Regions from separate parts of the Mus musculus genome. Here all the other regions are linked to region 3. The links are chromatin loops, found by intact Hi-C in ENCODE. Cell type or tissue: heart. All regions are shown on one strand.

Region 1 (4,000 bases), 73 kb after region 3:
TACTCTGACAAGTAACTTGAGGGAGAAGACCTCATCCTGGCTCACAGTTCAAGAGTACAGCCCTGAGCTGGGCGTGGTGGCGCACGCCTTTAATCCCAGTACTCAGGAGGCAGAAGCAGGCGGATTTCTGAGTTCGAGGACAGCCAGGGCTACACAGAGAAACCCTGTCTCGAAAAACAAAACAAACAAAAAAGAGTACAGCCCCTTGGCAGTAAGTCAGGGTTACTGCGTGATGAGTGTCCATGCTTAGTTTGATTTCTTCATTTTATATAGTCCAGAATCTCCACCCAAGGAATGGTCCTCCCCATGGATTGGTTATTTAATCGTGGGTGATTCTAGATCCTGTCAAGTTGACAAAAGTAATCACCACAGAAGTCAACAGAATCCAATAAAACAAACAATTTCCATAATTCTAGCAATGCATTAGAATTCATTGTAATGGTGCTCCACCTGTTTTTTAGTATTCAAGTCTAGTAATGCACCCAGAAATCATATTTGGTAGTCTGCTGTATGTTTGGAGGTGCTGGTGGTTGGATACACAGTGGGGTGCAAGTGCCTCTTCTCTCCAAGAGACTCTGTGTCGGATGTGCTTTAGGAGCTGCGTGAGCTGTCCCCTCCTATGGAGCGCAGGACTCTAGAAACTGCATCTTTGTTGTGTGTGCTCATAGTCTTCACTCTTGTTTCACCGTGTCCCTGCAATCTCTGCCTTCTGTTTCTAGCCCATCTACACTTTGTGCTTTTTTTTGCTTCCATTTGTCTCGTGCACATATGTAAATATAAAAGTATGCATCGCTGCACCTATGGAATCTGTTTGTAGGAAGGTAAAGATTGTCAAGAATTTGTTTGTGATGTAAGCAGATTTCAGTTTGAAAGGACACTGGCAGTGGAAGCATAATAATTTTTCTTCCCACGTGGCAGTCTGGGGGAAGGGTGTGTTTGTGTGTTTCCTAGTGCTGATGGAGTTTGGTGAAGTCCTAATAGTTCTGTTATTCTATCTTGAATAGGGCCTAGATATCTAAATAACATCTCTAATGATGGGCATCTAAACTGAAATTTTTCTGATGAAGTGTTTATAGTTTGAAACCAGAAATCTCTAATATAACGTTTGCAGTAGTCTGAGATGCTGAGGGCCTGGACATGGACAGTTGAAGTTATTATAACCCAGGAAGAAATAATGTTAGGATCTTCTGACCAAATCATGATGTTCTAGGAGCTGCAGTTTTTAGATCTTATTTTCAGATAACTAATACCAGACAAACCATTCTGCCCCCCCCCACCCCCCCCACCCAACCTGTATAAACATGCTAGCACATCTACACGAGGGGCCAAAGAGGAAGGAGGAAATGGAGACAGAAACAACTAGTCATTAAGGGACCAGGCAAATGCATGGGGCGAGATAAATTTTTCCTTTGGGACATTTCCTACTTGACAGACCCTGACAGGGGCCACAGAAAAGGAACCTGAGACAGGCGTGTGTGAGAGCTACAGAAACTGGAGGGAGGGGACTATGAAATGAATGAATACTTAGGAGAAAAGATTCTGAGAAATAGCAGAAGTTGAAGTTTATGTAAGCAAAATCCACTTTTAAGCATTTGTGAAATCCTAATTCTGTGAGCTTGGACTCAGATATAAAGAAAACAGACTTACCACTGGCTGGAATCTAGCAGTCTTTCCAGTTAGGGGACAAAGATTGCACTTCACAGTCTTCAGTGAGAGCTGTAAGGACAGACCATTGTAGACTAGCCTCAACTGTTTGTAGAGTGGTGGCTAAATTATTTTTGTTAAAAGACAGCTAAATTCTATTTAGAGATTATCTGGAGCCATAATTTTCCACAAATGACTGATTAAAGTTCCATGCTTTATGAACAAACCATCACTGCTCCAGATTATTTTTTAAAATAATAAAACAGTATACCAGTATAATAAGGAAGCATAGTAAATCTCAAAAGTAAGAAGGGAAGGAACAAAGAAGAATTGGGAGGAAACAAAACAGATAGTCTTTAAAACTAGGTATACCAGGAATACCATGAAATGTAAATACAAGCAACACTTGACGTACAGGTAGGAGTTGGCGGAAAAGATCCAGCTCTGCAGTACTTATAAAAAATTCATCCTAAGTGAAAAGTTGTATTTTATAAGGGGGTATTTGTATTGATTATGAAGTGACAATCTTTGTATACATCTAATAGCATACTCACAAATGGACAGGATTGAAAGAAAAAAATGAACAAATCATTATTTGTAATGTTAGAGTTTATTTAACCTGTCGATAAAATCAGAACAAGACTATCAAGATCATGATAACAAATAAAAAAATTCCACTAGAGTTGTGGAAAATTTGACCCAAATTAGGAAATCTAAATTATGTACAGTATATATCCACCAATTGCATAATATATTTTTGAATACCCATGGAGTAGTTACCAAAATCAGTATTTGGAAGGCATGTTAAAACATAAAATTAAACTTCCCATAGAATGAATTGGGATTAGAAGTCATAGCAAAAACAGCCAGAAAGTTCCTCTAGAATTAATTAATTAATTAATTAATTAATGTGCTACTAACTTACTCCCATGGATCAAAGATATGTGATATAAATTAGAAAATACTTTAAAGCAGTGAAATACAAGTGACTTCAAAGCCTGTGAGACATAAAGTAATAGCCTCAGTTAAATATTAATGGTTTAAATATTTGGAAACAACCAAAACAAATGCAGAGAAGGACTGTGGTTTAAGGGGGGGGGGGGTGAAGTAGAAAGTATTTTATATAACAGTCAAATGAGAATCTGGTGAACATTTATAAGGACACAAAGCCACATGTCTGTAGAAGGAGAAAGTGTATGAGGTAAGAAAGTTGCAGGCGGTAGTGGAGTGTGCTCATGCATACCTGCAGCCCTAGTGCTGCTCTCAGAGCAACAAGAAGGACCAGGAGACAGACAAGTAGGAACAGCCCATAATTGGAGAAGAGCAATCAGACCAGAAATAATGGGCAGAAAATAAAGCCATCACTAAGGAAACACAGTCTTTATGCAGAAAATGATTGTAAAGAAGTCAGTTTTTCTTGTTGATGCTGATGGTTTGTTAGTCAAAATCCTGATGTGCTTTTGGATAAGGAAGGTGGGGAGGAAGGGAGGGAAAGTAAATGGAATAGAGGGAGAGAAGTGTGGGACAATGAATGGGCCTGTGGGGTGGCTCAGTTGGTAAGGCAATTGCCCTGTGTAGTAGTTACTGCTCATTTGTGTGACAGAGTACCTGACTAGAATGAATTCGAGGGAGAAATGGTTTATTTACACTCACCATTGTGGGATGTCATGGCTGCAAGGGCTAGCCATATTGCATCAGCATTCAGAAAGCAGAAAGTGAACAGGAAGCAGTGCAGCACTGTAGAATCTCAAGGTTCACACCCCCTGAAGGCCTTGCAACCTCCCCAAATGGCTGCAACATTGGAGACCAAGTGTTAAAACATGTGGGGACATTTCATATTCAGACCACAGAAGCTCACAAAGACAAGTGCCTGAGTGAATTCTGGAACCCTTGTAAAGACACTGGACACAGTCAGGGTGCATTTGTTAGCCTTGTACTGCAGAGGTGGGGAGAGGAGCATCTCTGGCTCAGTGGCCAGCCAGTCTACTTGCTTAGCTGGTAAACTCTAGGTCACTGAGAATCACTGTCAGAAAGAGGTGGATAATGTTGCTAAGCTTGACACCTGAGGCAGTCTGCCCTGCAGACACACATTTAAATGAGATCTTTCTCCTAAATATTAAGCAAGAGAAAGCTTACTATAAATGAAACTGTTACTAACATAAGACTAGACAGACTCTGAATAAATCCAGCAATGCTTTCAGTAAGTGTAAAGGAAAAATCGTTTTCAGTCAGATAAAGTTTTTTTAATAGGGGGAAGGCAATAATATTTAGAGCAGATAATGCGATAGGAGACAAGGCTTTGTGAAAGAGAAACCATAAATGATTTTAACATAGAAAAACCTGGCAGTAATCCAGA
Region 2 (4,000 bases), 89 kb after region 3:
ACTTGTCATTCGGTGTTGTAGAGAGAGTGTTGTACCTGTCAGTGTGATTCCTCAGCTGCATCTTGGCAGCTCTGAAATGTGTGGGCTGACTGAAACTGGGTATTGCTTGGCTCTTCAAACAAACCAATGTCTCCATAGTCACTTATGTATTTATTATTCAAAAGTGTTATTTTAATATTTATTGCTCTGTGAATGCACAGTTCTGTTGGATTCACTAGGGAGGGATTTGTCTGAAAGCATGGTTATTTTTCTGGATAAAGTTTACAGACAAAGACAATCAGAAGCATTGGTCCTTCTCTTTTATCATCACTCCTTACCAGGTGAGCGTGCTTCCTGTCTTGCTTAGCCTTCCTGCTGGGGGAGACTTAATAGCTACATAGGAATTTCCTGGAATTTGAATCAGTCTATTTAGGCAGCAAGATACAGAGGCTGGGTTTATACAGCAGTGTCCCTGCTGTTGGTAACGCTAGCAGGGGCTGCATGCAGCTCCAGAGTCTTATCTGCTTCAGTCTTGAGTGCAGTGACTGACTGCGTGACCTGCTGTTGGGTCTGTGTGTCCCCAACATGAAGCACCTCAGAGCTTTGATCAGTTGCTTTGTTTTGTGTCATGTCACAGCTAGCATGGGTTGAATGTGTTGATTTTATAATGAAAGTAAAGAAAGGAGATTCTCCTCCCCACAGTGAATAGATCGTTAATTGGTTCTTTACAGAGAGGGAAATCCATTTTAATGAGAAAATAGATTCTGTCAAATCAAGAAGAAATAACTGGTCACCAGTTGCTTGTTAGTGTCTCTGGGCTAAGCAGTGCTTAATCACATTGACTAACCTCAGCGAGTCTGTGGATGAGTAATCTCTACTGGAACAAAGGTTTCTGTGTGTGTGTGTGTGTGTGTGTGTGTGTGTGTGTGTGTGTGTGTGTGTAAGTGCAAGAGATCATGAAAGAGACGGGGCACGGGGAGAGAATGAGAATATCTGTGTATGTGTTAATGGAGTGTTGTCTTGAATGAATCCCTGGGAAGCCATGGGGAGTGCAGGGAAGAAGGGAGAGCCTCGGGCTTCGCTGTTGCTTGGACCCCCACTTGGCATGAGAGAAAGAAGCTCAGGTACAGAGGATTCTCAACCAATAGCCAACAGGCCTCACTCGGAAGGACTGGGCAAGATGAGATGGCTGTCTGCAGAGAAAAAGCTTGGGAAAATGAGGTCCTCAGTAGTTTGCTCAAGTCTCTGTTTTCTAGACACCAAAATGGCTGCTCTGTGACTAGGATTGCTCCGCAGCAGTGTGCACTTTAAATGATTGGGTGTTGGAGTATCGCAGTCTGAAACAGCATGGCTTGATGAATTTACAGATTATGTGAAGCTAACTTCCCATTTGACAATTACTGATTTGCAGTGATCGATATATTTATGAATGTTTAAACTGACCAAGAATGGCACTTGAGGCCACTCACCACTCTTCTGTGATTCCCTGTTTCCCTGGGGCTCAGCAAGCCTGAGTGCCTGGGCAGGGAAGGCTACCTGGTGGGCGCAGAGTCCCTCTAGTGGCCATTTCTGATTTATTTGATGACACACAGCAAGTTCTCTAGGGCTGAAATTAACTGGAGACTTGGGGTAAGGACTAACAAACATACATACACAGATGGGGCGCTCTGTCCAGGAGAAGAGTCCGACTGGCATTTGTGGCAGTGTTTGAAATGTAAATGTACTCCTGTGTGTTCCTGTAAATATTTAATATGTGTCTCAGACGTCCTTTGAAGTGGGAGGGGATCGATCTTGGGATAATTTCAAATGGAATAGAGTATTTTGATATGTTCATTGAAAGGGTGATGTGTACATACTTATATTGTATATATGTGGTGACATGCATTGGCTTTTGTGCAGAAACAACCTGCTCTTGTGCTGCTGTTGGACAGTCAAGTGTTTTAATGTTTCTACAGTTTTCCTATTGCACGATTTCATATTCTGCCAATGGTGAGTGGCACCCATTCTTTGTAACCGTATAGTGCTGTAAAGAAATATTCCAAGTGTCATTAGGATTGTCGCTGCCAGAATTGATATGCATGGATGGCACTTAAAATAAATATATTATGATAACTGTATTTGCAGCCTGATGGTCTGTGTTATTTGCTGCTTGAGGAAGCCAGATTGAAGCCAGTGGCCAGACCATGGAGCCCTCGGGAGTTTGAGACCCAGGCATTGCTGCCCTAGCACTGAACTTAAAGCTGTTTAATTTCTGCACCTCACTTTCCTGAGCAGACACTTGTGCAAGCTCTCCAGAGAGAAAGTCAGAGAAGAGGAAGCCATAGTTCCCACCTTTAATGCGTACATACTTGCCTGGGGTGCCGAGCAGGCAGCACCTGACCGGGGAGGCCACCCCGGAAGCTTCCCTGGTGAGGAACAGTAGCTTAGGAAAGCCTCTTCAGAGACGGCATTGCAGGTCACCCTCCAAAGGACCTGAGGCCAGCGGTCATCTCCCTGACACTGCTGCTCCACACCCTGGCTCAGGCTCGACTAGAGTGAGGGTTGTGGGTTGAGGTAGGAACAGGTTCAAAAAGGCTTAGTTGCCAGGCAAGAAGCATGGAGACCTGCACAAGAAGAGCTCGCCCACCTTTTACCTAATTGTAGACTTAGGATGGCTGTGTGTGGAGTAGACTCCAAAACTCTTCCATGGTTTGCCAAAGCCAAGGAGACAGTACTACTCAGCATGTGTGAAAGTGTGTGTGTGTGTGTGTGTGTGTGTGTGTGTCCTGTTGCCCATTGCTGGCAAGTTTCTGACTAGGGTGTGCTTCTCCTGGTCAGTGGAGGCAGAAACACAGTCAATCTGCGGCGTGCATATTTTCCTCAGCTTTAACATACAACTCTGAGGGCTGCTCTTTATAAATGGCCATTACCAGCTGTGTAAAAAGTCCTGAACAAACCATGGTAGCTCAGTAAGACTTCATGGAAGGGGCATTCAAAACTTGACGCTTCGTTTTCTTATAAAAATGACTATTGCAAGCATATTTTATTGAGAGCATTCAGACCCAGTAAAGGAAGCAACCTGTTCCAAGTCTCTCAGCTACTTGGGGAAATCTGAGGAGAGTCATTGACGTGGCAGCAGTTCAGACTTCCCGTACACAGGTAGGAGGGATGGCTCGAGGTAAATCCACTTGCTTCCAGGATTGACGGTGACCTGAGTTCAGACCCCTTAACTAGTGCTGGAAGGAGAAAACCAACGCCCACAAGTTTTCCTCTCCTCACCGCCCTTCATCCCCTTGTACATACTAACTTGATCTGCTGTCACCTGATGGCGTAGTGGTATCGTGGCACTATGTGTGGAAGAGGGGACAGCTTTGGAGACATGAGGGATGCTGCAACTGCAGCGGACACTGCAAGAGAACAGAGACTTCAAACATTAGAGGGCCTGTATAAGATGGGATATCGCGTGAGCAGGACATCTCACTGTGTGTGTGTTCTTGGCTGGTGTAGGGTGCACTGCCCTTAGAAGCAAGTCTGCAATCTCTTCTGTAGGGATAGGCTACAACCAAGCAGAATAGGCAGCATGTTCGTTTCTTTTATAGTAAATTCAAGAGAAATTTTTGAACTACTTCTCCCTTTCCCTAGGTCTGATAAATTGACAAGTCACCATGGGAAAACAACTGGCTCAATCGAAACCAGATTACAGTTCCATTTCAGGGCAGTGTCCCAAATGTGGACCCCAGCTACTTAGTGTTCTCCCCAATACTTGGTATAGATCATCATATTCACTCTTAGGGAACAGCCCCCTGGGCCTGATAGTGCTATTCCCAACCCCTTACAAAGCATCTGGGCCAGGTGTGGCGACAGAGCTGGTAATAACAGCAGCAATAGGGCTGCATTCCAAAGCTAGTCCTCATAGCCTGTGACCTCTGTTCTCAGCAGACCGCTGTGCTTTTCCAAGTCTTCCTGACTGCCCCTGAGTAGAGGGAGGAACTTAGGAAATAGAGGCAAGGCGGTGGCGAGGTGGCTCGGGAGCCAGGACCAT
Region 3 (4,000 bases):
ACTATGAGTTCTTTGTTTTTGAGACAGAGTCCATGTGGCCCAGGGTGGCCTCAAACTTATCATTCTCTTGCCACAGTTTTCTTAGAGCTGAAGTTATGAGCATGCATCTAGATGAATTATTTTTCTAACTATTTATTGTGGTGTGTGTGTGTACACGTGTATAGCGCACTTACCACAGCATGTGTGTGGAATTGGTTCTTTTCTACTTTACATGGATTCCAGGGATTAGGTTCTGGTTCCAGGCTTGTGGAGTAATCTCCTTTACCTGTTGGGCCATCTTGCTAGCCCCTAGACTGAGTGCTTAAAAATATAAAAGCCCGTGTCTTATTTTCCTGTGTGGTTCTGTCCTAATTTAGGTCATCACCTTGTCCCTGGGTAGTGCCCCCTCTGACTTCCTACCCTGTACTCTAAGCAGAGCATTCACTGTTTAAAGCTCTGGAGAGACTGTCAATAGCCCACAAGATACCCCTCTGTCCTTATCTTTTACCTCTCCCGACCCTCGCTACTTCTAACACTCACAGGGATGTTCTAACCACAATTACATCAAATCCCTTCACTTCTTTCAAACCTCTGATTCAAGTTGCCTTATTATTGTGGCTCACCCAGGCAGCTCTTTTTAAAAGGATTTTCCTTCTAGTGTTCCACACAGCTCTGTCCTGAGTGCTCCTCCCCAATCCCCCAAGGTATCATTCAATGTTTTCTAACATTATTACATAATTCATAATTTTTATCACCTTTCTGCCCATGAGGGAATGATACTTGCCCCTCCACCGGCCTTTTCTGTTCACTGATTAATCTGAAGCACTACAGTAGTGCCTGGTACAATGACTTTTTATGTCTTTGTTGGACAAATGAGTGGATAAACCTTTAGAATTCCCATTGCCAGGAGATGCTTGACAGATGAAAGTGTTCAATGCTCCATGAAGGAATGGAAGGATGGTTTCACACTGTCTTAGCTCAGCAAGGTTGCCAGGGTCAATTCTCTCAGACCTTTGCTTTCTCAATCAACCAAACTCACTGACATCCATCTAACCATCTAATGTCCAAATACTGAGCAACTGCTCTTCACTTGCTGTTCTTGAGGCTGCAGGGAAGAGTACGTGACTTAACGCGGCTTCTGCGCAGCAAATACCTACCAAGTGTAACAGGATAGCACAGATTGTCAACGCTAACAGTTCAGAGGTAGGACCAGGGAAGACCAAAGGGAAAGTCCAAAGTTTACCAGAAGTCTGAACAACCCTACTAAAGGCTCCACCTGTTGATAGTGAGGCCACGACCTGGCCAGCTAACTTGAGATGGAGAGGATGACGCGGCAGGGGTAATGACAAGATGACATGCCTGGGTAGGGAGGGGCCTCGAACCCGGGTTCTTGACATTCCGAAGGACGCGTGTCCCCAAGCAAGGTCCAAAGCGCCCCGGTGGCGGCCGGGAAAATCCGCGCTGGGTGCTTGACGGGGCCGCGCAGAGGCAGAGGCTGGAAGGCGGGGAGGTCACGAGGCGCATTCCTCAGGAGTTGGAATCCCGGGAGTGGGGCCGGGGCCGCCTCGGCCAGCCGCTGTCAAGTCCGAGGCGCAAACACTGCAAGGCGCTCCGCACCGCCCACCGCCGGTTCCCGCTGGCCGCAAGCAGGCAGAGCCGCGGGAGCTCAGAGGCACTACTTGTCCCCGCGGAGGGATCCCTCGCACATCGCGCAGCAACGACGGGGCGGGCCGTGGAGCCGAGGACGCCGGGCCGGGAGCGCTGAGACGTCGCGGGAGGCGGGGGTGGGAGGGAGCGGGTCGGGAAGTAGTTCCGGGTGCGCGGCCCCGGATGTTGGCTGCTCCCGCCGCCGCTGCCGCCGCCGCCGCCACTCTCGGCGCCGCTCCGGGCCTGGGCCGCTCTCTGAGGGCGCCGTTGGGACCTTTCGCGGGGAACGGAGACGCACGCAGCGGCCGGAGGCTCGGCCGGGCCGTCCCGGCCTGCGTAGCCTGAGGTGAGCACGCGTCGCCAGGGTCTCGTCGGGGCTGGGGCGGCGGGCGGGGAGGCGGGGCTGGGGCATCTCCCGGGACGCGGGCGGGGGCTGCCCTGGGCGAGCGGCGCTCGCCGTCCTCGGCGCACGCTCCCTGTGGCCGGCGGTGGGCGCCAGGCTGGGCCGGCCGGGTGGCGGCCCTCCCTCACCCGCGGCGCCACTCCTCAGCTGCCGCTGCCCCTCAGCCCGACGCCGCGCGCGCCCGCCCCTCCCCCAGGTGGGCCCGCGCTGCGGATGCCGGGGCCGCGGAGGACCGCGACAGTCGCGCCCTCGTCGCTCCGTGACCTGCACCTGGTCCGGGCTCGTCCTGTTCCCGGCGCGATGCGGCGTCCCCTCCTCGCCCTCCAGGCGCTATTCTGCCGGGAAGGCGGCCGCTGCCTTGTGGGTCGCGGGTGCCCTGCGGGGCTGAAATGGCTGGGGCGAGGGTCCCACCTTCTCTCCCATCCTGTCCCCGGGCCCTTCTCTGGCATTGGGGGAAAGGCAGCCTTCGCATGCGGACGTGTTGCTGCTGTCCTGCGTGTGTTGCATCCTGCCCACGTGGTAGTGCCCCGTCCCTCCCACTCCCTCCATTTTTTGCAGTTGGTTGAGATGTTTTTTGTTTTTTTTTTTTCCCCCGCCCTGCTTTACTCCCCTCCACCCCGTGATTTCTTCCGGGCAGCGTGGGGAAGGTGTTAAGGTCAGTTTGTTTTGCCGAGGATGACTTGTTTGATGGAAGAATCAAGAGTTGTACTCTTAGGAAATTGAGACTACTAGGGGATCGACCAGATCTTAGTTAATTGACATCTTTTCAGTACCAGTAGCTCTTGCTCTTCTCTACTGCTTAATTCTCCAGAGAGCAGGCGCTTGCAACTGATGTGTTGGTGTGTACGGTTTTCCTTTCTCTATTCTACTTTCTTGTGTCACTGTGGCCTAGTATTTTCTAGTCTGTGTTGATGCAGGGCTCAAGTTGTTGCTACATTTCTGAATGAGTCGTGTCGGGGCGCTCGAAACTGGTGGGCTTCTTTTCACCTTTCACTGTTTATTTGCCTTTAGTTTTTCCTTGTGTTTTGTACCCTAGTGAGAAAGCATGCATGTTCTATTGGGTGTAATATACGTAGATTTTTCTCTAGTAGAAGGACTAGGTAGTCCTGCTTGCTGCTTTTGCAGAAAGTTCTTTATTCCACATCTCTAAAATGCACTAGGTACTATTGGGCTCTGTTTTTTAACACTGTTTTGAAATACATGTCTCCCTCCCCATCTCCCTTTAAGCTCTTTCAGGTTAACATTTACATCTTTCTGTGTTTCGCTCTTGGGAGACCACAGATTGCTCTCTTTACAGTAGCAGTGACAGACGCCTTTCTTTTATTCTTTTTAAAATCATAGTATTTATGGAGAAAACGATAGCTGCTGCTTTATTTTTTTTCCAAGTGATCCCCATTTTTATGATAGGAAGGGCTATGTAGATGTGATTTCATTTTTGAGTGTTTTGTTTTAGGTGAACTTGAAGCTCTTCCCTGTTTGGTTTAATATTGGAATTGAGGTGGGCCGTGTTCTCTGTTGTGGGCTGCTAGGGAGTTTCTCATGCCTTTATTAGGTGTTTTGTGGATGAGGTCAAGATTGTTTATTTTGGCTTTCAGTTTGTTAGTTTGGGTGAAATAAAACTTACTGTTTTGAAGTCACTCTTTCGATGTGAAAATTTCCAATATTCTCCTGTTTTTCAAACTGAAGATTTCCCTTTTTTCATCTTAATTTTAGATAGTCTTAAGTAGACCAGGGTGTCCTTTTATTCAGTGTGGTGAGGGCTGGCCTTGAACTCTTGGTCTTGCCTTCACTTCCCAAGTACTGAAATTACAGACTGTGTTACTACTCTAACTGCCTACATTGTAGTCTAAAATGTATTTTTGATAGTGCCTTTCCCCTATTTATCTGATACAAGTGACAGCACATTCTTCCTTTTTCCTTCTATGTAGAATAATAGTATTGAAATACAGATTCTATCTGTTTTCATTACAC
Region 4 (4,000 bases), 77 kb before region 3:
CCACAGCGCACAAAGGCGAGTGAAGCATTCTGGTCCGCAGTAATAATCTTAATAAGAAAGCAAAGAAGAGCAAGTCATTTTAAACTGATTTCTTCCCTTTTGGGGGAGTTAACTTTGTTGTCGCTGTAAAATCGGCTTGCAAATGAGCTCTTTGGCTTTCCAGTTAACGTCTGTTATTTCTTTACAGCACACTCTGTTTACCAGTTGTGCGGGGGAAACCCACAGTGGACTCTCCCCAAGGGAGCTTAGCCTAGGTGTTTCCCATAGGGGAGACTGAGTCTCATAATCACTCCCAAATTTCCCAGGCAAAGGAAACAGATTTTTTTTTCTCCATGTGAAAAAAAGAAGCTAGGCAGAATTAGCAGAAAGCCATGTTGGCAAGTAGTCTGCCTGAATTCAAAAGGATCACGCAAGCTTCTCCAGGTCACTGGCTTCCAGGAAAGCCTTCACACACCCTACCTCCCCAGAGCTGAGGCCTTCCTGAGCTTGTACGTGTTTTCCTTCTCCCGTCACCCAGTGGCACTGCTGTGCTGACCCTTGAAGGATACAAACTTCATCTGTGGTGTTTGCCCATCGTTGTGGTACAGAAACCTCTACCGCAGTGGATTCCAAGCTACCCAGTGTGACATCACTGCACCGTGAGGTAGGGAAGGGATACGGACTGGCATCCTATTAGGTCATAGTCCCATCTCACAAATACAAATAACCCAAGAATGCAAAAGACCAGGGAAGGAACTGTGAGATTTTGAGGTTCTTCCTCCTCTTCCTCCTCCTCTTCTTCCTCCTCCTCTTCTCCTGCTCTCCTCCTCCTCTTCTTTCTCATTGGTTTGTTTTCGAGATAGGGTGTCCCTGTGCATTCCTGCCTGGTCTGGAACTTACTATATAGACCAGGCTAGCCTTGAACTCACTGAGATCTGCTTGCCTTTGCTCTGGGTCCTGGGATTAAGTTTAAATTTTGAGTGTTTAGCCGGGCGTGGTGGCACATGCCTTTAATCCCAGCACTCGGGAGGCAGAGGCAGGCGGATCTCTGAGTCTACAGAGTGAGTTCCAGGACAGCCAGGGCTACACAGAGAAACCCTGTCTCGAAAAAAACCAAAAAAAAAAAAAAGGTTTTGAGTGTTTGCTTATTAAACTCAAGCCAGGGTTTTCATCAATTTCTGCCATTGGATGTAGCCCAGGGTGACCTAGAATGCTTAGTCCGGTTGTCTCTTTCTGGGTGCTGGGATCACAGGTGTGGGCTGTCTGGTTTTCTCCACTGCTGGGGATTGAACTCAGGGCTTCACGTATGCTATGTGGGCATTTTAATTACCAACAGAACCACAACAAACTCAGCCTCTATATGAAACATATTGTAGTCACAGACTTACCCAATTTGATCATATCTGGTGACTGTGCTTAGTAACCACCTCACAAGACTCTTGAGTAAGAAGTACCCGCTCTTGTGGGCCAGGACTGGCCAGCTCTCCCATATTTCTGCTCTCTGGGAACTTCCAGGTAAGGCTAGACACAGGAGGCACCTGGCTAGTCTTGCCTTCACAAAAACCTTACCAGTTCTCCGGTCATTCAGGGTCCCTCATCCTCCCTTTATAATAAACCAGATCTTCTTCTACATAGGAGATTCTGGGAGTCAGCAGTGGTTTAGTCTGCTCTGTCTGTTGGTTCCATCTGACCTCAGGCTGTCTTCCCCGCCAAGTCCAGATGGCATTACTGTACTATCAGCTTTCTCGGCTTGGCCCCTCCCCCTCCCACAGTCCTCTCCCCCTCTGTTTGACAGGTTTAATGCAACTCCCTGGCACCTCCTCCCGTCCATGTGATGCAAAGCCAGCAAGTCATAGGACGGAAGAGCCAAGAAAACCAGGTGCTAAATCATGCAAGGTCAGGCTTCCCGGCAGCTCCCAGCTCCCCAGTGTCCCAGGCAGCTTTTCTTCCATGATTTTCCTAAGCCATATACATCCCCCATGGCTTGCATTGATATCCTGCAGAATCTCAAGGATGGATGGAACCTTCCAGAGACATTAAGCCAAACAACAGTCTGCTCTTGCAGCCATTCCCCCTTTGCCCCCCTCTCTCTCCCAGCTGTAGAGCTGCTGTGTGCCAGCTTTTATCCCTTGGCACTCAGCCATGATCCTGGGAAGGCACTGCTTACGAAAGCCAGGCCTGTGGTAAAGTGTTTCCCTTTAAGATGGTGTTTATTGCTCCTACTTATAGCTGACAAAAGATTCGATAAGGTGTGGTGGTTGTGCCTTGGGTCACACAAGTTATCTGGATTGAACCAGATCTGACTCACATTGGTACCATTCACTTTAGTCTGCGTCACCATCCGTAAGTGCACCCAAGAGCTAGAAGTACAAATGGTTGCTATGATACCAACCAAGTCAGTACAGTGAGAATAAAGTGTGCCACCTTCAGAGGTGGCGTTCAGGTGCCCCGTGGGGAGGGAGATGACTATGTTGAACAAAATCCCTTTGAAAGCCACCACAATTTAAGGTGAAATGGTGACAGGAATCAAGGTCAGAGAAAGGATGGCTATGTATGGGAGCGTGAAAAGACTTGTTCCGGGGAATGAAGACAAGTGGTACATGAAAGAAGGGGGGATGGAGTCCTGTGCTGTCTGGGAGAACATTCTGCGTGTTGCCAAACCTGCACTGCTGCAGCCTCTGATGGCCCCTCCCACATCACTTACACACACACACACACACACACACACACACACACTCGCACATATACCCCTTTAAATGTTGCCAAGCTAAGAAATGTAGGAAGGAACAAAGCTTTATATCTTAATGGACACAGTGCGGGGACAAAACAACACCGTCTCAAAGAGAGGTAGCAGGTGCTGCCAAAACACAAGGCCTTTAGAAACCACAGAAATTCCAGGGCTCAGAATAGAAGCCCAGTTTCCAAACCCATCTGGTTCTCATGGGGCAGTTGCCCACTGACGTTGGGCTAGATCAGGAAGGTGGCTGTGTACGGAGGCTTTGGAGGCATAGCCTTGCCGGAGGAAGTGTGTCACTTGGGGTGGGCCTTGAGGTTTCATTTTGAGTATGTTCCGCTTCCTGTCTGCAGTTCCAGGTGTGACTTTTCATCTGCTCGCTGCCAAGCTTCCCTGCTGTGACGGTCCCTCAGGAGCCAGAAGCCCCAAATAAACTCCTCCTTCTCTAAGTTGCGTTGGTCATGATGTTTTATCACAACAATATAAAAGTAACTAAGGCATCTCGTAAGGCAGTGATCTATATGAACCTGGAATTCCTAAGCCAATGGCAATGCCAGGAGTTTTGTTTTTTCCTTTTTTTTCAATAACTCTTTTGTGCATTTTATTTCTATGTGTATGGATGTTTTGTCTGCATGTATATGTGTGCACCACATGCATGCCTGGTGCCTGCTGAAGAGGATCTCCTGGAACTGGAGTTATAGATAGTTGTAAGATACCATGTGGGTGCTGAGAAATGGATCCTGTGTCTTTTGGAAGAGCAGCCACTGCTCTTAACTACCTACCTCTCCAGCCACACCACTAGGTTTTCTGTCAGGATCTAAGAACATGAACTTTGAGGGTGGTGACAAATAGCTGCTGCTTGTGTCCTTAAAACATCTGCCCAGACTACCACCAAACAGAGGCCATACTTGTGAGCACAGGGGACAATGTCCAGTTGTGTTTGATGAGAGTCACTCCCCACTTTAATGTAGATGGTATTCAGTGATTTGGTTGGTCCTAAAACCTCCTTTATCCCCCAAATTAACTTCTTCCATTTTTCCTATATTTGCAGGGTGCCCTTACCATGACTTAAGCCATTTTGTCTCCTTTCCTCTAGAGTTTCAAGTGATCCTGATTTCATCTCTGCCACAAAACTATTCCAGGCCTTTTCCCCATCTCTCTCCTCCCTACCCTGGCCTGTTTGACACAGGACTGGTCAGGAGGGATGCTGAACCCACAACAGCGATGCTCATGATCCACTTATGCTATGTCTCACAATCTAAAGACCCAAAGCCTCCAATATACCCT
Region 5 (4,000 bases), 920 kb before region 3:
GACATGGCATTCCCGTAGAGGTGAAAGGACAGACATCCTGGAGTGTGGGTCTTCTACCTTGTCCAAGGCAGGATCTTTTTGCAGTTCACTACTGTGCATGCATGCCAGGCTGGCTGGCTCACAGGCTTCTGTGGAGTTTCCATTTTTCCACAGAAGCAATGGGATTACAGACGTGTTGCTATTATGCCTGGCTTTATGCATGTTCAAATTTAGGTCCTCAGACATGCCTGGAAAGTGCTTTACCTGCTTAGCCATGTCCCCAGTTAATACAGTTTATTCTTGCAGAATATTTACATGGTGTTTGATGACTTTTACTTCTTTAAAACTAAGAATTATTTTCCTTTTTTTTTTTTTTCTGAGACAGGGTTTCTCTGTATAGCTCTGGCTGTCCTGGAACTCACTTTGTAGACAAGGCTGGCTCCGAACTCAGAAATCCGCCTGCCTCTGCCTCTGCCTCCTGAGTGCTGGGATTAAAGGCGTGCACCACCATGCCCGGCAAAAACTAAGAATTATTGTTCATTCACAGATACCACAAGGAAGAAAAAAAGCACAGGCTTCAGAAAGAAATATTTCTTTCTTACTTTTTGTTTTGCTTTTGTTTTTTTGTGACAGGGTTTCTCTGTGTAGCCCTAGCTGTCCTGGAACTCTGCAGAACAGGTTGGCCTTGAACTAAGAGATCTATCTGTCCCTGTCTCTCCAGTGCTGGGATTAAAGGCATCACTGCTTAGCTAATTATTTCTAACATATATACCTGACAAATTATTAGAATACAGGATATGTAAAATATGTCTATAACTAAATAAGAGAGATACCCCTTAGAACAAAATCTTACAAAAGTAACTGAAAAATTGGTAAAACTATTAACATAAAACTAGGGATATTCCAGGGGCTGGAGAGATGGCTCAGAGGTTAAGAGCACTGGCTGTTCTTCCAGAGGTCCTGAGTTCAATTCCCAGCAACCACATGGTGGCTCACAACCATCTGTAATGAGATCTGGTACCCTCTTCTGGCCTGCAGGTATACATTCAGGCAGAAAACTGTATACATAACTCTTTAAAATAAGTAAATAATCCGGGCAGTGGTGGCATACACCTTTAATCCCAGCACTTGGGAGGCAGAGGCAGGCAGATTTCTGAGTTCGAGGCCAGCCTGGTCTACAGAGTGAGTTCCAGGACAGTCAGGGCTACACAGAGAAACTCTGTCTCGAAAAACCAAAAAAAAAAAAAATGTTAAAAGGTTATTTGTCACTTAAGATAAAAATTTCAGCGTCTCCATCAGACATGGGTTCAATGAAGGTCATGTACTCTCAAAACCGTTAGACTCAAAAGAAGGTTCTGGTGAGGACAAACACAACTGCAGGAGAATACAAGAAAAACACTGTTTAAAGTAACTCTTCTCTGGAGTCATTGTGGAAAAGTACTTTTAAAACGTGTGTTATTTTACCTGTCATTTTGGCTACTTGTGTCACGTTAATCTATGATTAAGTAGTGTAAATGGCCATTTATTTTGTTTACATTTATAAAAATATGTGGATAACCCAGTTATCAAAAAAAAATCTTCCCAATCGTTGAGATTGTGCGGTTTTGTGTAGCACATGCCTTTAATGTATGTGTCAGAATGGAAAAGGTGGTTTCTTTTTTTCTTTTTTACCTGCAATGAATTTTTGCCATTTCTGATCTATATTGTACTTCACACAGTGATTTCCTGAAGGAAATATAATGATCTGTTCATCGAAGAAGAAGACATTGTTGGTCACGTGAGGCCGAAGACCAAAAACATGAAGCGCCTGAGCTACCACGGTGGACATGGTACCTGTCAAAAAGTATTGCAAAAGATGAAGAAAGAGGCAAGTAGGTGGGAGTGAAGCCGAGCAGCGCATCTCCCTTTCCTGCCCCGCCCCGCCCCGCCCATGGCCCCGGCCCGCCCCTCCCTGACCCCGCCTCGCCCCTCCATCGCCCCGCCCCTAGGCTCCTCTTCCTTTCCACCCCACCCCCGGGGCTCTTTCCGAGCCTTTCCTTCCTCTCCTGCACTCCCACCGCCCTCAGATCCTTAGGAGGACCCCAAAGAAACTATTTACCTCTTGCTTCACGGCTCTGGGTTACTAGACTACGTAGGGATCAGTAGGTGCTCTTCCTAAAGATCCGAAGCAATCCGGGCACGCCCAAACGCTAGAGCAGTTCCTATAGCAACGAGAAAACCGGAAGTGCGGCTATGAACCCGGAAGCGGAAGTCCCTGTTGAAAAGGCAGAGGCTTGTGGAGAATTTGTTGGCGGTGGTGCTGCTTGTGGGCACGTGGAGTGGCAGCCGAACCTCGCGGGGCGGAAGGCCGCGAGATGGACACCCCTCCGCTTTCAGAGTCGGACTCGGAGTCGGATGCGTGCCTGGCCTCAGATCAAGAGGTAGGCCGCAGCGGAGCTAGCGGGGCAGGGGCTGGGACGGGGACTTTATTTAGCTCTTTGGTACTGAGGCTCCCCGGTCTGTAGTTGCAGGATGCGTTTTCCCGCGGACTCCTGAAGCCAGGTCTCAATGTCGTGCTAGAGAAGCCGAAGAAGGCAGTGAATGACGTGGTGAGCTCGTGCGAGGGTCGGGGTCCTTGGAACAGGATGCGCACAAGCGCTGTGCCTCTTGGGAGACCGATTCTGGTGGGAAAGATGCACCCTGCGCTGCGGTCGTCATCCTGTGCGGATATTTGAGCATAGGACTTTGGGTTTCTGAGAGTCAAACTCGCGGTTCTCATGAGCGCCTTGTCTGACTTAACCTAGAGTGGCCTGAAACAGTGCTTGGCTGAATTCAGACGGGATCTGGAGTGGGTTGAAAGGCTCGATGTGACCCTGGGTCCAGTGCCAGAAGTCAGTGAGACTCAGCCAACACCTCAGAACCAGGACCAGAAGAAAGGCGTTAATCCAGAAGACGACTTCCAGAGGGAAATGAGTTTGTATGTTTGTTATGGGTCCTGCGATGGAGTTACAGGAAGGGGGTCTTAGTGTGTCTGCAACCTCAGAGGCACTGGGCGGGGTTAGCACGAGCGTGCGAGTGGATCTAGCGGGTTCCTCTGGTGGAAAGAATAGGTTCTTGGTCGCCGTTTAACCAGAACCCTGCTCGAGGGATGTTTCAGAATAATTCATTTGAAGCTTGTGTGGGTGCCTCCAATCATTAGAACACACTTTGCCTAGGGAATGTTATGAGTGCTCTTTCTGTAATGATTGGGAAACAGTTCATAGTCTGCGCAGTATTTAATAAGCTCGTTGTTTTAAACTGACTTGCTCTTGGAAGTATTTTCCCCTCGTAAATAAACATAAAGTGAGATTTCAGTTATATGTGCAATCAGTGGAGTTTTAGTTGGTGTGTCTGTCTTATCTTGCCAGTGCTGGTGGGATGTGATAGCTCTGAGGTTAGGTAACTTCTGAGAGGCAGTAAGAAGACATGAGCGCCCTTCCCCTCCCCTCATTACACCCTGTCCTGTAATGTCAGCTACCGGCAGGCCCAGGCAGCAGTGCTTGCGGTATTACCCCGACTCCATCAGCTCCAAGTCCCTACGAAGAGGCCCACCGATTATTTTGCAGAAATGGCCAAGTCTGATCAGCAGATGCAAAAGGTAGGTTTTTCTTCTGGAAAGCCAAGGTTTCATTTGTTCAGCTGGGTCATTCCTGTAGTCTTCAAAAAAAAAAAAAGATGTGTGGTGTTTGTAGCCAGTATTTCAACAGTCTCTGCTTCAGAGCCATGCCAGTCGCCTAGGCAAATTAGAGAGAGACGGTCTGGAGAAGTATGGGCCCTACGAAAAGAAGCTTGCGTATTTCTTCCCTGTCAGAGTGAGTGGAGTGGACAGACACAACAGTCTTAGAGTTCTGGCCCAGCAATGCCAAGGAGATTACTGTTGCTTCTAGATGGGGTTTTCCTCTCTGGCCCTTTAGCTTTTTAGAAATGGAAGACTTGACGGATAACTCAGATGTGGTGTGACTTAGAGTTGGGGGTTTGCGTATTTCTTCCCTGTCAGAGTGAG
Region 6 (4,000 bases), 190 kb after region 3:
AATTGTCTCCCTGGTGCACCTACCGACGTATTCTAATTGTCTTGATCTATGATGTCCTTTTCTCCTGTTCCTATAAGAACCTCATCAAACTCTTAGCACTCTGGGATATGGTAACTGGGGTGAGCTGAATCTGTGCTCCTGGCCCATGGTCACTAATATTTGACTCCAGAATAAACTTCCTAGTTCCCTTTGAGGTCAGAGCCCTACTTCTGACATCGTGCTCTTAGGCATCCCTAAATTCTTGGGGTCTCCATGGTAGTTTTGACCCCAGTCTCATGGCTCACACTTTGCCCTCTCAGGGGCAGCTTGCAGGGACTCTCACCTTGCCACATGCTGTCTTAGCCTCCCAGGAGTCCTTGGCAATATCAGGGGAAGCTCCCATGATCTCTCAAACTCTTGCCCTCCGCCTGCCTATAATTCCAGCCTCACATAGAGGACACAAGATGTTTGCCTGTCTGCTGTCACATTCCCATTCAGGATGGCCATGGACTCACCCTCTGAAACTATACATCTCTAACAAATTCTTTCTTCTCTAAGTTGCCTTGGTTATCTTATCACAGCAATAATAATAATAATAAAAAATAACCAAGACCTTTCTGCTGCAGATAAACACTTGAGATAAACAACCTAAAAGACAGATTTTTTTCATTTGGCTAATGGTTTGGGCTTGTCATGAGGTCAAACAAATTCGACTGAGAGTTCATGGGAAACACAGCTACTCAGATCATGGCTGAGGGACGAGATAGAGAATGAGGGGTCCAGGTCCCAGTATACACTTTAGGGACAGGTCCCCAGAGACGCCCTTTCCTCTCACAAAGCCCACCTATGGAAGGTTGTTTTTTTTTTTTTTTTTCCCCAATAGAACAGTCAGCTGGGGACTGAGTCTTTGATACAGGGTATGTTTAAGATCCAAACCATAATGAGAAAAACTCTATGCACTTAGTAGTTCCTTCTCAATTGTCCTTTCCCTTTCCTGGAAACCTCTAGTTTGTTTCCTGTATTTATACAGTTGCCCGTTCTGGACGCTCCACACAAATAGAACCATACCCAGTAAAGTCTTTTGTGATTGGCACGAATTTAAGGTTCATCTGTGTTATACCATGTATCAGAATGACCATTCCTTTTTATTACCAAACACTAGTCCATTGGCATGAACAAACTAAAATTTACTAATCAATCACCCATCACCCCATAGTTCAGTCGTTTCCCCCTTCTCTTATTAATGTGCTGCTGGGAACATCTGCATCTAAGTATTTTGTGTAGACATTCTTTTGAACATATATCTAGGACAGAACTGCTGGGTATCCACTGATTTTGTAGGGAGTCACATGATCTTGTTTACACACTGAGCTAGGAAGCCTGGGGAGGTGCTGGGAGCTAGCAAGACTATTTCCTTCAGCGTCCCTCTTGTTAGCAGGATCTTGTCACTCAAGCCAACCTTCACAGAGATACTTCCTGGCTAGGGAGTAGATCCGAAGTGTGGAGCTGGGCTCCTCCGCCTGACTCGCTTAGGATCTCCTCTGGTCAGGGACTGTCTCTTCACAGACTCCTTCACTGCTCCTCCCGTAGTCCTGGACTCAAAGCCAGTTTAGCTGAGGAAGATGAGAACCAACCTGCGCTCAACGTCAAGACCGCTAGCACTGGTTTACGCTCTGCCCTCTGAGCATCCGCGCAAGCGCGGCTTTCCAACCCCCAGCGAGGAGGCGGGGAGTGGGCGGAGCCGACGTCTCCCAGGCCAATCGAAAGCGAGCGCCCCCGCCCTCGGCGCTGTGGACTGAGCTTGACCCCGGTCGCGGACGGGGGCGTGGCCCTAGAGGGGGCGTGGTTGAGGGATGGAGGCGGGTCCTGGGGCTGTCAGTCGGCGCCCGCCGCCGCGGCTGCTCGCACGCCGGGCCTCTGGAGCAACCTCAGCGGAGCGCGCAGGTAAGGCCGCCGCGCCGCAGCGCCAACGCGTCCCTGGGGACCAGTTGTCCGCGTCCTAGGGCCGTGTCAGCGCCGCACCGCCCAGGGGGCGGGCCCGTGGCCTACCCTCCCCCACGGCGCCCCGCGGACCCCGACTGTCCGCCCATCCGCAGGGATGCGGGGTTGGGGGCTCGGGTCCCACACCTGTCCCCGTGTTGCACTCGTGGACAGATTTCGGAGACCCGGCGCAACCCGGGGCGGGGAAAGTTTGTTGACATCGGTGCGCCGCGGGGAGCGGGCAGCTGAGCCCTCAGGGATGCGCCTTGGGCAGCTCGGCCGTGGCCCGGGTGGCCCGCGTGGCTCGGGTCCAGAAGTCCTGCTGAGAACCGCGCGGGGGTCCGAGGCTGCTGCGTGGCGCCGATCGCTGCGTAGCGTGGGTCTCAGCCCCTTCCTCGTAATTTATTGTGGACATTTAGACGCGGTGGGTGGGCGAATTTAGTTAGCTTTTTCTTAACACCTCTTGTTTGGGAGGTGTCTTGCCAGGGCCTGATTAGTTAATTAACAAGGTGGGAAAAACAAGATAGATCCTGATACGAAAGGCAAATAAGCAACTCCGTAAAAGCCACTTAGAGGTATTGGCAGTGAGAGATGCTTTTGGCCAAGGACAGCCCTGGCATCTTCTGGTTGTACCAGAGGGCTTAGGTACTCAGCGGAAGGCTTTCCTATGTATTTAGGCTCTAAAGTCTAAGGAAGGTTCTCTAGTTTTTCAAACATAAGCAGAGGAGGAAATGGACGCATGCTAAGGAAGCAGTTAAGGGAAAAACAGAGGCTCAAGTTAGTTTAGCTCCATGTCTGCTACCAGGTTACCTCTCCTCAGCAGAAAACCTCAGCTCTGCCTCCCACCTACCTCTCAGTCTTTCCAGGAGGGCTGTTTCCAGATGGGTAGGCACAACTGGTTCCCCTTTCAGACTGAAGACCTCTTGTTACCTGTAGTCTTACAGACCCGCCTAGGGATATCCTCTCAAAAAGGCTTAATTAGCACTTTCATCTGCCCATTAAGCAATGGACCTTGAAATCCTTTGTAATCAGGGGCTGTTGTAGTGTCGAATCTTTAATAATACCTAATTCATTTTAATAGTGTTTCTATAATAACCTTTCTACTAGTATGCCAGCCTTGCAACACCAGGACTTTGTGTTAGAAGCAGCAATTTACTAGAAATATTGTCACAGCAAAACCTCTCTAACAGATTTGCAACCCATGTTACTTAGGTAATTACTGCTAGAGGGTATAAGTTATTTTTCTTTTTAATATTTAGTGTAGTAGGTGTTACAGTGTTTTTGATCTCTGAGGTTGTTTGTCCCAGTCAGTGGAAATGGTGTCAGGCACTATGTAAATTGATTTTTTTGGGCAAAAAAAAAAAAAAATCACACGAATCCACGTTCTATAACTGATTCCTTTCTAGATAAAACTCTGAGCTAATAGCATTTGACTTTGTTTTGCCAACCTATGACAAAAATGAAGGTTTAGAAATATATTTAGAGGGGTATATTAAAGCTGCAATGATGTTTATAGCATATTTTATTAGTAAAACTAGCCAGTGCTCTTCTGAGTACTTTACAGGTATTTTATGTAACCCTCATGCTATCCTTACTGGGAAGGTTGAACCAGCACCCCATATTTCAGACAAGGAGCCTGAGGACCAGTTGTTTAACTCAGGTCAGACAATGAAACAACAGATTCTAACATAGGTAGCCTGAGTGCAGAGTCCAAATCCTGAGCCAGTGTGTGGTCCTGCTTCTCTAGACTCCTCTTTCCACAGGCATTGATTTCTATGTGCTGTTCCCACAGTGTTACGTTCTGCACCACAGGGAGGAGAAGGACACTTCACAGTGTCACATAAGCACTGGGGTGGAGTTCTTATGCGGTCCTTTACTTTGCTACCAGAATTCTATGACTTCGATGACAAACCATCATCTTCCCCCTTCCACCTCTTTATCAATGGGACAGCAGTCATGGAAGCAGATGAGCCAACTACCCTTGCTGTCCTGGGAGCTGGAGAGATGAGTTAGTGAACCTAAGAATGGAATGTCCTCTTGC
Region 7 (4,000 bases), 290 kb before region 3:
TGTTGAATGTGGCATGGGGGGGGGGGGGGGAATATGCAGTCAACCACCCAGGGGTCAGGAGGCCTCCAGTGGAGCAGTGAGAGCGTTACAGGATAAATGTGTTTGTGGAGCTGAGGGCAGCAAGAAACCTTGCAAGCTGGAGAGACCAGTTCTAAAGGAACAGAAGCCCCGGGGGAGCTGAGAACACTGCCAGTGTACAGAGAGCCACTCTCTGGAGCTTGTACTGTCCTTTAACTCGGTCCCTGGCTCCTGCTCTGTGCTGCAAGCCCTCTCAGTAACTGTTAGATACCAACCGTGTGTGGGAGGGAGTGCATTTGAAGTCAGACAGACAGAGGTACAAGGCCTTGTTCCTTCTCCCTGACATCCCCTTGGCGCTCACAGCCCTGAGCAGGGGTGAGCAGAGGCACGGCCAGGCTGCCAGCAGCTCATTTTTGTGGCCCAAAGCCAACTCTATCCTGCCGTAGCGTTCAAAAGACTCTGTTTCTGACACTTCCTTGGAAGGTGGCGGGCGCTGGAAAGCTTCTCTCTCCCTCAGGGTGTTAAAAGTGCTAAGAAAATCTGGACACACCAAAGGAATGTGTCAGGCACTTGACTGTGTGCCACGGAGCCTCCAAGTGAAGTGCTGGCATGAGGAGGAGGCATGAGCAGACAGTGAAGGACTTGGCAGGGCCTTCCTTTTAAAAGATGAACTTGGCAGCTGCATGCTGAGAGATTGGGAACAGGTGGATCAGGCTAGAGGCATGGGAGCAATGGTCAGCAATGACCAAGGTGGGTGAGGATGAAGGCTCGAGATCCGGAAAGGCCAAGGAAGCAGAGGTGCCGCAGGAGAGGTGGAGAGGAAGATGGGCGGGAGCTGGTGACTGGCTGGACCTGACGAAGCGAGGCGGCATCTAACATTCCCACACAGGGTGCCAAGGTTTACACTGGAGGAAGGTGTGATCTGCTGGCATTTACCATAATCCTGTCCCTTCTCTTTCTGTGTCCCCTCCCTGTGTGGTTCCCTACCTATCCCCACTCACAGAGCCCCACTTCGCTGGCTATGGTTCAATGCTTCTGTTACCCGCCCCACCCCTCCTGCAGGCCTGCTGGAGAATGGAATCAATGGATGCCCCCTACCCCCAGCCTCACTGCTGACCTCTGTGATCCTTCCTATTTCAGAAAGTCTCTAGCTCCACCAGGGTGATGGCACTCAGCCCAGGATCTGCCTTGTTGACACCTGTGAGCTGCATCCTGTTCACCCCCAAAACTTGCCCTAATCTCTAACCTGTGGCTTAACCAAAGAGTCCTCCCAGCCAGGACATGACAGTTCCAGAGTTTCACATACATTTGGGGACACACTGTGTTTCCTGTATACTCTACTCTAACGTGGATTATCTTGGCCACAGAGTCACAGGCTGAGAGGAAGGACAGTAGCCACCCCGTCCACGTGGATAACTGCATCCTGAATGCCGAAGCCCTCATGTGTATCAAGGAGCCCCCAGCCTACACGTTCCGGGACTACAGGTGAATGCAGCAGTGTGGTGCCCGGGTACTGCGCAGCTCTGGGCTTGCCTTGGAAGCTTCTCAGTGCCCTGCACTCTGCCTCCCTGCCCTCACACATGTGCACACGCAGGCAGAGAGGCAAGCTGTCCTCAGAAGCCCGTTCTTCACCCTAGACCCCACATAAGAAGACAGACGGTAGGGAGGTCCTTAGGAGGGAGTGGGGAGGAGGGCATGGCTGGGTTTGACACAAAGGTATGCTAGCTAGGGTGTGGTGGAGTCTCCAAAGAGGGGTGGGGGACCCTGCCAGCTGTTCATGGCTTCAGAGACGCTTCAGGTCTCCAGCTGCTAGTTGAAAGTACACAGAGGAAATAAGCCGTGTCTGGATGCCTGCCTTTCCAGCGCCATCCTTTACCTCAATGGCGACTTCGATGGAGGAAACTTTTACTTCACAGAACTAGATGCCAAGACTGTGACGGTGAGTGCTCCCCTGTCCTCATCCCTGGGGGCTGATGGCCCCAGAGGACAGTAGAAAGAATGACTTACTGGGCTTCCTCCCCACCCCAGCCCACCCCTACCAACCCCCAGCCTGTTTCCTGTCCCTGGGCCAGGGGCTTTGGGATATGATAGCTCTCCTCTGACTGTCCTTTGGGTCTTTGTCCTAATGATCCATTGCTCTTCTGAGGCTTTCCCCCATCTCCCCTCCCCGCCCACAGGCAGAGGTGCAGCCCCAGTGTGGAAGGGCTGTGGGATTCTCTTCTGGCACTGAGAACCCACATGGAGTGAAGGCTGTCACCAGGGGGCAGCGCTGCGCCATCGCCCTGTGGTTCACGCTGGATCCTCGGCACAGTGAGAGAGTAAGGGCTGTTGGGAGGGCCACTTGTGTTTCCCTGAGACTCCCCACCCAGGCACTCCCTGCAGTCATTGCCCGCCCACCCTCCCTGGGCCTTTCTTTTCACGTGGAAGTGGAAGAGGGTGGGGCTTGATGTGGAGTTCTTGGTTCATGCCTTGGGCCTGCTCCAGCAACCAGAGCTTAAGCCTGCTGGGAAGGAGGCAGTCCCAGAGCCCCTGTGGTAACACTACCATTGTTCTCTTGGAAGCGGCAGCTAAGGGGGTGAGGGGACCTCTCCAGAGGCCCTCTGAGAAGAGTTTGCCTTTGCAGGACAGGGTGCAGGCAGATGACCTGGTGAAGATGCTGTTCAGCCCAGAAGAGGTGGACCTCCCCCAGGAACAGCCCCTGCCTGACCAGCAGGGCTCGCCAGAGCCTGGAGAAGAGTCTCTGTCAGACAGAGGGTCGCTGCACAAGGATGAGCTATGACAACAGCTAGGTCACAGTTGGGTGTCCTTGGACTCATGAGGGTGACTCAGTCCTTCAGCCTGGACTTCCCGGCCCCTCAAGGCTGCAGAGTGAGAGGCGCTTCTGTTGGCCCCCCGGCCAGAGGATCCTGTCCACAGCCTTCTGCATGGTGCTACTGTTCTTGGAGTGGGCATAGCAGGACACACTCTTCTCTGGGCTTGGCTGTAGGCTCAGAATGCAGGCCCAGAACCACCCTGGGGCCTATGTAGGCAGCTGCCGTCAGCAGCGTGATATATTTAAGTGTCTGTAAAGACAACCAAAGAATAAATGATTTGTGTTTTTTTCACTTAGTGGTTTGTTCCAAGAGAGAAAATATTTCTACTCTTCCTGGGACGCTGAGCTTGGTAGCAGCTCCTCTAGGTAGTGTGCCGTGGCACATGCCACATGGGAATTCCTCTGTAGCCTCAGGCCAGATAACCCAGGTACCTTGGGCTGTTACCATAGAAGGGGCATCTTGGTCCTCACTGCCTACCTTCTATGGGAACTGGATGTCCCAGATACAGCACCCAGGATGGCAGCACATCATCAGCTTTAAAGGCTTTCAACATCTAGATTGTCACTAATCCTCTTCTGGCAGAGAGCAACAGTCAGCGCTGCTCTGGCAGGGCAGCCGCAGGCTTCCTGCTCGGCTGGCTGGCCTCAGAGCCCGCACCTGACTGGAGTTTCAGCTCCTCCGGCCACATAGCTGGCACGAAGCCCACCCCCTTCAGCACTCCTGAGATGCTGTTGTACGGAGTTATAGGAACCTGCGGCTGAGTAGTCATTGGTCAGTCGAACTATTTATTTAGTGAGCACCAGCTTGTTGCTGGGAATATGAGAGGGAGCAAAGCAAACCTAGGCCTCTCAGAGCTTGTATTATATAGGGGATACATAATAAATGTGTAAATATGTATGTGTGTGGTTTGTGTATCTCTAAGCCTTTGATGTACAAAATCAAGTCAGGGCCCCGAGGCGAGGCAGAAGAAACAGCAAGGGACAGGGAGAGGGGCTTCAGCACTCAAGAGCCCTTGCAACTCTTGGCATTCTGGTCCCCATATCAGATGACTTATAACCTACCTGTAACTCCAGCTCCAGGGGATCTGATGCCCTCCTTTGGGACCAGCACATGGCATACACATATTCAAATAAAATCTTTTTTATTTAAAAAGGGGGGGGGGGGACAGC

The links. A loop is a pair of places that touch in the nucleus more often than their neighbours do. Peaks named below come from ENCODE experiments on the same cell type or tissue, not always from the same donor. Only the 100,000 strongest peaks of a DNase experiment are listed, where the experiment ranks them.
Region 1: it touches region 3 in a loop (2.3-fold over the local background); 9 of 42 quality-filtered maps call a loop at or near these places.
Region 2: it touches region 3 in a loop (4-fold over the local background); 10 of 42 quality-filtered maps call a loop at or near these places.
Region 4: a loop joins it to region 3, with 9 times the contacts of the local background. A loop is called at or near these places in 2 of 42 quality-filtered maps.
Region 5: it touches region 3 in a loop (7-fold over the local background); 2 of 42 quality-filtered maps call a loop at or near these places.
Region 6: a loop joins it to region 3, with 3 times the contacts of the local background. A loop is called at or near these places in 2 of 42 quality-filtered maps.
Region 7: it touches region 3 in a loop (2.9-fold over the local background); 16 of 42 quality-filtered maps call a loop at or near these places.

Annotation. Positions count from the first base shown.
Region 1 is chr4:119,610,923-119,614,922 of GRCm38, forward strand. The region is part of intron 6 of Foxj3 (forkhead box J3); the gene reads left to right. Among named protein-coding and RNA genes, the nearest start is that of Guca2a, 25 kb to the right of the region's middle. In heart, no CTCF peak of the experiment used is centred here; no DNase peak of the experiment used is centred here.
Region 2 is chr4:119,627,024-119,631,023 of GRCm38, forward strand. It overlaps Foxj3 (forkhead box J3), which reads left to right. Exons shown (of 13, transcript NM_172699.3): 13 at 1-2,096. Among named protein-coding and RNA genes, the nearest start is that of Guca2a, 8.7 kb to the right of the region's middle. In heart, a CTCF peak has its summit at 1,587; no DNase peak of the experiment used is centred here; H3K27ac peaks cover 212 bases.
Region 3 is chr4:119,537,874-119,541,873 of GRCm38, forward strand. Frg2f1 (FSHD region gene 2 family member 1) reads right to left here and starts at 896. Exons shown (of 4, transcript NM_001004178.1): 1 at 735-896. Foxj3 (forkhead box J3) reads left to right here and starts at 1,788. Exons shown (of 13, transcript NM_172699.3): 1 at 1,788-1,972. In heart, a CTCF peak has its summit at 1,516; a DNase peak (open chromatin) is centred at 1,618; H3K4me3 peaks cover 3,094 bases; H3K27ac peaks cover 3,196 bases.
Region 4 is chr4:119,461,238-119,465,237 of GRCm38, forward strand. No RefSeq gene overlaps it. Among named protein-coding and RNA genes, the nearest start is that of Rimkla, 29 kb to the right of the region's middle. In heart, a CTCF peak has its summit at 1,821; a DNase peak (open chromatin) is centred at 1,794; H3K27ac peaks cover 912 bases; H3K27me3 peaks cover 464 bases.
Region 5 is chr4:118,618,599-118,622,598 of GRCm38, forward strand. It overlaps Cfap57 (cilia and flagella associated protein 57), which reads right to left and starts at 2,187. Exons shown (of 23, transcript NM_026789.5): 1 at 2,078-2,187; 2 at 1,651-1,812. The coding sequence starts at 1,807. Ebna1bp2 (EBNA1 binding protein 2) reads left to right here and starts at 2,201. Exons shown (of 9, transcript NM_026932.4): 1 at 2,201-2,399; 2 at 2,484-2,567; 3 at 2,763-2,935; 4 at 3,472-3,595. The coding sequence starts at 2,334. In heart, no CTCF peak of the experiment used is centred here; a DNase peak (open chromatin) is centred at 2,213; H3K4me3 peaks cover 2,009 bases; H3K27ac peaks cover 1,312 bases.
Region 6 is chr4:119,731,940-119,735,939 of GRCm38, forward strand. It overlaps a transcript of Hivep3 not described here. Among named protein-coding and RNA genes, the nearest start is that of Gm35957, 9.8 kb to the left of the region's middle. In heart, a CTCF peak has its summit at 1,814; a DNase peak (open chromatin) is centred at 1,742; H3K4me3 peaks cover 1,715 bases; H3K27ac peaks cover 1,212 bases; H3K27me3 peaks cover 1,166 bases.
Region 7 is chr4:119,245,250-119,249,249 of GRCm38, forward strand. It overlaps P3h1 (prolyl 3-hydroxylase 1), which reads left to right. Exons shown (of 15, transcript NM_019783.2): 12 at 1,386-1,503; 13 at 1,882-1,957; 14 at 2,196-2,336; 15 at 2,642-3,728. The coding sequence ends at 2,797. Among named protein-coding and RNA genes, the nearest start is that of Cldn19, 8.2 kb to the right of the region's middle. In heart, CTCF peaks have their summits at 2,267 (motif pointing right) and 2,474; DNase peaks (open chromatin) are centred at 602 and 2,342; H3K27ac peaks cover 405 bases.